Linked DNA regions of Homo sapiens: region 2 is linked to region 1. A link is a contact called in ENCODE Hi-C or POLR2A ChIA-PET data. All regions are on one chromosome and are shown on one strand. Each heading gives the region's core, a stretch centred on a gene start or an enhancer-like site at or near the end of the contact. The rest is flanking DNA. Distances are from core to core; before and after follow the strand shown.

What was found. Hi-C counts contacts between places; a loop is a spot of excess contacts on that map. ChIA-PET counts read pairs that join two places held with the same protein, here RNA polymerase II (POLR2A). Pooled maps may share reads with other maps.
Region 2: a map of endothelial cell of umbilical vein shows a loop between it and region 1 (5-fold over the local background). The contact joins the enhancer-like site here to the promoter of RWDD2A in region 1. A Hi-C loop is called at or near these places in 1 of 168 maps with a recorded cell type or tissue (endothelial cell of umbilical vein) and 6 of 50 pooled maps. POLR2A ChIA-PET finds 5 or more read pairs at or near these places in 1 of 52 experiments (activated T-cell).

What each region holds. Positions count from the first base shown.
Region 1 is chr6:83,191,806-83,195,361 of GRCh38, reverse strand. It overlaps RWDD2A (RWD domain containing 2A), which reads right to left and starts at 2,005. Exons shown (of 3, transcript NM_033411.5): 1 at 1,919-2,005; 2 at 710-1,050. The coding sequence starts at 910. It overlaps PGM3 (phosphoglucomutase 3), which reads left to right and starts at 2,097. Exons shown (of 13, transcript NM_015599.3): 1 at 2,097-2,183. RefSeq lists silencers at 1,707-2,076, 2,377-2,446 and an enhancer at 1,635-2,134.
Region 2 is chr6:85,459,686-85,463,007 of GRCh38, reverse strand. The region is part of intron 1 of NT5E (5'-nucleotidase ecto); the gene reads right to left. Among named protein-coding and RNA genes, the nearest start is that of NT5E, 11 kb to the right of the region's middle. Within about 2 kb of position 1,572, at least 14 of the 41 ENCODE cell types and tissues checked have a DNase peak (open chromatin) inside an H3K27ac peak, as active enhancers do; they include endothelial cell of umbilical vein, where a contact is called at or near this core.

The sequences.
Region 1 (3,556 bases), core at 756-3,255:
TCATGAAGTCCAGGGCCTAGTGAAGGAGACACACATTAAACAAATAATTACATATAGCAAGTATTTAATTTCAATTGTGAAAAGCATTACCATGGAAAAGTGGAGGGTTCCATTGAAGTGTGTAACCAGCGGGACAGAATCCAGTCTGGAGAACCAGAAAGTCTCCTCTGAGGGAATAACAACTGAAGGATGAGTAGGAAATAGCTACAACAGTGGTTCTCAAATGCCCAGTCCACGTATTACCTATGCTATGCTAATGTTGCTGGAGATAAATGGATCAGAAGATGGAGGTAAATTCATTTTTAGTCTTTAGATTTTTCCATCCATATTTGCTTTCTGTGTTATGGTGCCATCAAAAAATCCACTCATTCACTCCTTAAAAGACAGTTATGTTACAGGAGATATTTAGATTTATGAAAATCATGATACATGTGAAAGGTAGTCCAACTGGATGGGTGAACAAAATAATAATGGCATAAGACTGCAAGATAGCGTCAATAAAAACTCCAGGTATATTTGTTAAAAAGGTGTATATGTTTACATAAAATTAAAGATATTTACTGAAGACAATTTATAGAGCATTCCGTATCTTTCAAACAAGGAAATATGCACCTGGAATATTTCTATCTTTCCTTGACAGAAAGCTCATGTTCTAGATGTTTCAATTAAAAACTGGGCACCTGGCAAACACTTAAATCAGGGTACCTACCTTGGGCTCTTCAATCTGGAGTGTAATTACAAATTCGATTTTTGGTGGCAGCGCCTCCCTTGTGCCTTCCAAATACCTCTTTATATTCGTCAGGGCATTTACATCTTCAAGTTTTACTTCTCCTTGGTTAGGAAACATAGAAAACAGCATTTCCATCTCCAGTAGCTGAAGCTGAAGGCTTTCTTTCACCGAAGCAGACATGTTGCCTCGCAATCAGCCTGCCTGGAAACCTCACAAGGCTCAGGGACGCTGGGTTTGTCAATGCCAGCCGGTATCCAGCGAAATTTCCCGAAGGTCCCTTTACGTGGAAGCAATTCTGCAGGAACGCTTTGCACCGAGAGCTAGGGGCACAAACCAGACACTTGCACTCTTCTTTATTTCCTGACTCCAAAATCTAGTATGCACAACATCCTCTAAAACACTCCGTAAAAACCCATATTCTGCGTACCCGGGCTCCGGGTTCCCGCCTCCCGCACCCCGCACTAGATAGGGGAATCTGCACTTTCAACAGGTGTTTGGAACTGTCCCGCTGCAGGTGGCAGGCAGACACCTGCAGACGCTCTGCAAGCCTGAATTCTGGGAAAGGCTGGGGCCCGGCTTCCAATCCCACCCGGGGCTCGGGCTTGGGCGGAGCCAGACGCTGCGGCGAGAGAGGCCGCAGTGCCAGCAGGATGGGCTCCGAGTTCCCCAGCGCCAGTCGCCACCCCTCGGTCCTGGACTCGCGGACCGCCCCCCCCCAACACCGCGGTGGCCTTTTCGCTTGGGCCGCATTCCAGGGCTCCGGACGTTTACGATTCACTGGCCTCTGCCCCGAGGGACCCAGGATAAGGGTAGGGGGTGTCTCAGAGGTCATTAAATAAAAGATGTTTACAGTGAGCTGGGGGAAGGGGGTACCCGGGGAGACGGCAGCCGGAGAAGGCTTCCCAGATTCAAAGGTTTGGGAGATGACCTCGACGTCGGAGAGGGGGATGCGGGCCGCCGGCGGCGCTCACTGTGGGCGAGGTCGCCCTGTCCGAGGCCCAGCGACGGGGCTGATTCCCCACCCCCGCCCCTAGCCAAGACCACTAGGAACCCCGGCTTCCCAGGAACGCAGGGCCTGCCGCCCCCAGAGGCCCGGATTTGGAGGCGGAGGCTGTGCCTCCGCGGCCGCAGTGCTCTGAGGGCCCGCGACCCTCGGCCCCAACCCCCGGGCCACCGCGGGGGCCTCACCCTTTCTGGTCACTCAATGGTAACAGCCCCAGACCCCGCTCGGAACCGCAGCCGCAGTTCCTCAGGCGCCAGCTGCGCGCGACCTGCGGCGAGGCGGGGGCGGGGCTGGCGGATAGTCCTCTGCCGTGATTGGCCAGGGGGCGTGGCGACGAGCCGGAAGCCACGCAGGGCCACGTCTGCGGTTCTGAGGACTGGGTTTGGGTGCAGACGTTGTTGCTTGGGCGCTTCTCCGCTGCGTGTAGGTGAAGGGGGCTTCCTGACCGAGGTAAGCCGGGCCCCGAGGCTCGGAGTTGAGAAGGGAGACTACCGGTCGGCAAGGGCTCGGTGGGAGCGGGACAGGTCAGATTCTCGGCCCGACGGAGGGGCTAGTGGTCTGGCGGGCGACTGACCGAGCGGCGGAGCGCGCGGGACACACCTACAGGCCCCTGCGCCCCGCGGGCGGGCTGGTCGGGACGGGCCGCGGGTCTCCTGCCGGGGCTCTGGTACGTGGACCTAGGCGGGGACCTCAGGGTGGAGTGCCGGGAATCACCCTTGTGCGGTGATTCGAGGGTAGGCGGGAGAGAGGCACCAAGGAGATTTGAAGATTGAATGGAGAGTAGGGGGATACTCTTAACTTTTTGCGTGGACGCTGGATTTGGCAAATATGCTTTCAATAAAGGCATTCGCAGAGGCATTGAAAGTAGTTGTAGGGCCTAAAACGCATGAAAGGATGAACTCATATTATCTGGACCTTTTTTTTTTTAATGGCTTTTTGGAGTTAACAGGACTGGTTTACACTCTTATGAATAATCATGACACATAACTGACTGCTCAGTTTTTACAAATATGTATTCATCCTTAGGAAAGAGATCTGATCACTGTCTTGAACTAAATTAGTTTACTGAATGCCAGCTTTTTCCAACTGGACAAAAGCAAGTATTTTTCACCATTTCTTGCAAGTTCTGTTCATTGAAGCAATGAAGGACAATAAAGAAAACAAAATTATGAGGCTAGCAGCTGGCGGACTGCTCCTCATCTCTGGGCTAATTGGGAATTAATTGACCCAGGAAATGTAGTATATGGACTACTGAAGGAAAACTACTGACTGAGGTTGGAAACCCCAAGTTCCACTTAATGGGAGTATCCCAGAGAAAACAGTATTAGTGGGCTAAGGGCCGATTTTTTGTTGTTGTTTGTTTTGAGACGGAGTCTCACCCTGTCGCCCAGCCTGGAGTGCAGTGGCGCGATCTCGGCTCACTGCGACCTCCACCCGCGGGTTCAAGCGATTCTCCTGCGTCAGCCTCCTGAGTAGCTGGGACTACAGGCGCGCACCACCACGCCAGGCTACTTTTTGTATTTTTAGTAGAGACAAGGGTCTCACCATGTTGGTCAGGCTGGTCTTGAATTCCTGACCTCGTGATCCGCCCGCCTTGGCCTCCCAAAATGCCGGGATTACAGGCCTGAGCCACCTCACCTGGCCTGTTTTTTTTTTTTTTTTTTTTTTTTGAGACCGAGTCTCCCTTTGTCACCCAGGCTGGAGTGCAGTGGCGCGATCTCGGCTCACTGCAACCTCTGCCTCCCGAGTAGCTGGGATTACAGGCGCCAGCTAACACGCCCGACTAATTTTTTTGTATTTTTAATAGAGAGGCGGTTTCGCCA
Region 2 (3,322 bases), core at 323-2,822, 2.3 Mb before region 1:
AATTGTTTCATTCACAAACAAGTGCCAGTAAGGTATTAGTAGAAATATAAAGGTAACTTGTAAATTAAAACACAGAAATGAAAACAAGAAAACCTGGGCAATTGTCCAGAGAGGGCTACTGGAGTGCCAGGCTGTGAATTGTGAAGCTGCTGGCTAAGCTTTTCACCTGTTTCCAAGCAACTTGGTTTCTCACTTTACAACGAAGACATTGCTTAACTACTTTTTACCAAGTTTGTTTCAAATCCTGACTTCTGAAAAGTTTTAATGGTTCACGCACCAAATCATACCAAAATGGAGCCCATTTAAAAGCAGCAGGTGGAGTGAGTAGTTTTATTAATCATTCAGTAATCATCTGCTGGGCACTGGTGCCAGAGCTCACCTGGTGTCACAGAGAACATAGGGTCAATCTGATGTGTGAACAGACAGACACAGTGGACAGATGGTTAGAGACATGTGTGCAAGGTACAGCTGATACACCAGAGACAGACGTCTGCAGTAGAGGTGTTATGGAGAGACCTCAAAGATGTCACACCTTGAACTGTGTCATAAGCAGCTCATGGCATCCAGGTGATTTGGTGCTCCTGGAACTGAGGGCACCTGAAAATCTGGCAGAAAAAAAAATGATGCTGCTAAGAGCATCGCTGGGAGATCAGGGAGGGTCTGTATGGTGTCCAAGGAGTCAGGGCTTTCATTTTGAGGGAAGTGGGAAGCCTTGAAGAGAAAGTAGGGCTGGAGGCAGTCCGGGGGTGCTTGGAAAGCTCAGTCTGGCAGCCTGCAGTGAATGGATGGGAGTTGTGTGAGCCTGGTGGTGAAGAGACTGGCAGGAAGACACCTCTCCCTCAGGGGAGAGGTGACACAGCAAGTGGGGCTGTGGGAATGTGGTGGGGAGGTGACACTGAGGGGACAGTGCAGGAGTGGAAGCCACAGGAATATTCAGCTGGCTGGGCATGAGGGCACGGGCAGGAGAGAGGATGGGGCTTCTGGTGTTTCACTGCTCCTCCGTGCATTTCCAACAGGAACCATATGCATCCTCACAAGTACCTCACTCACAGCGTCACTGGAGCTAAGCGCCCTTCTCTGCTGGTGGTTGGCCTGGCAGGATAGGGAGGAGTGGGGAGCTAAGGGGAGATTGGGGGCAGAAGGAGCAGTTACCCCCAGTCTCTCTAGACAACTCCACAAAGTGTCTCTTGAAACAGAAGAGAGAGGGGTGCCAGGCCTCTACCCCTCCTGTCCCCTCCCATCTCCCAATGTCTTAACTCACTTTGCCTGGTTTCAAGCTGGGGCAGGACGGAAATGGGTGTGGGAGTTGGGGTGTCATCTCAACCTTTGGAAAAAGCCTAACTAACTGTTAACTCTTGGAATAAAAACTCTGCTGCAGGTTGAGGCAAACTAACCAACAATGCTGTACCAGTGGCTCGTCAGAGCTGGGCCATGGTGATCTCCTCACAGCTTTATATATCTGGAGACACCCATTTCCCAGTTAAGAAAGCAGCCTCTGTCTCAGGTGCAACCTAACTGCCTCTTGGCCTGTGAGGCATTTTTAGCCTTCAGGGCTTTGTGGCTCGCTTGCTTTTTGTGGTTCAATTTCCTGCTAAAGTTATCACTGTGGCTGTTGTGTTCATTTGTCAGAGGCTTTCAAAACAGAAGTCTTTACTATTTTGGTACTCCAGGCCAGAAAGACTGTGTTTTGTAACCTTTTTTCCATTACAACACACATAGAAAGTGATGAGACTTGGACAGAATTCAAGGTCACATGGATGGGGCTGCCAGGGGCAATGGGATAAGGGGCTGAAGGACCAAAAACTCCAGCCTCAGGATTTAACTCTGTCTCTTTCTCCCTCCCTCCAATTATTTATTTGTTCATTCATTCAGTAAATATTTACCAAAGATTTCTCCTGTGTTAGATACATTTTAAGTGGTTATAGGGATCAACTAATGCATATTATTTAATTATTTAATAACAGGGAGAGGGACTGCTTTGATCAATCAATTCTAACTGGGGAGATCAGGAAGTGGGAGATTTCTCTATAAAAATAAAATGTTCCAGAATAGTAAGAGGCCTTAATGGAAGACCGCAGGATATCCACTGACCTCTGTGTTTCCTCCTGCAGACAATGCAGGCCAACGTCCTGCAGGCCAGGGTCAAGTCTGAGGCCTCCATCCTGGTTCCTGTGTTAACCACCATCTCTGACCTGCTCTCACACCACGTGTTTTCATTCCTCTTGCTCTCACCCCAGGAGTGTTCTCATGATTTCTTTCATTCACCCATTTTCTCAATACCAACGGCAGCATTCATTTACAGGTGAAAAGAGTAAATGGAGAAGTGGCAGCTCTTCCTTGGAAGAGCTTTGGGAAAAAAAAACATAGAAGTTGGCACATGGCCTCAGGACAGTGTGGTCATGCAGCAGAGTTTCAGTGTGACTGCTAAATTCAGTTGCAGATTCCATCCACATTGTGTGTGGGTAAAATGTGATAAAGAGAAAAGTCAGAAGGATTCTTCCCTCTTTATCTAAAAGTATTACCTCTACCATTTGTTACTTGCTAAAGATATATTTTATTGTTGTGAAAAAACCAATAAATAGATTCCATGCTTATTATTATATTAGTACAGGATGGAAAATAATTTTATCTTGAGCGCCATCTCTAGTTGATTGACAGTAACTCCTTGCAGTATGGGGATAAGGAGGGTTCTGAGGCTCAGTCCAAACACAGTGGGAAAGGCTGACTAAATCAATTGACTTCTCTCTTCTTAGGGACAAGTTTTTCTTAGCATCTGCCATGGACAGGGTAAGGGCTAGGGGAGGGTCACATAATGATATCATGCATTTGTTTGCATTTCAACTTGGGTGAGTACCCGTTTAATTTAGTTTCTAAGAGATGATAATTGAATGTTATTTTGAATTCTTTTTAGCATATGAATAGAGATATTATTACTTCATAATTACCTGAAGTAATTTCCAAATAAGGTCATTGTATATTCCCAAAGGGAAGGTAGTTTTTGGCCTGTATAGAGAATTCATGTGAATTACAAGCCAAACTTTATACACAAGCTTTCTCTCATGCCTAACTAATTGCAAGGTATTTTTAATAATCAAAACAAGAAACTTGGATTCAGAATATCTTCATTCTTTGATCGTTGATTCATATGACCTTCTGGGTCTTATTCTTAGTGAACAGGGTTTACCCAAAGCCACTGGACTTTTATAAGCTATCCACATCAAATGTAAATATTGACAAATACCCCCAGAAGGTGTTAAAAATACCAGACTGTATCCCACAGGGTTCATTTAACAATAACAACAGGATTTTGAGTCACAGAAGA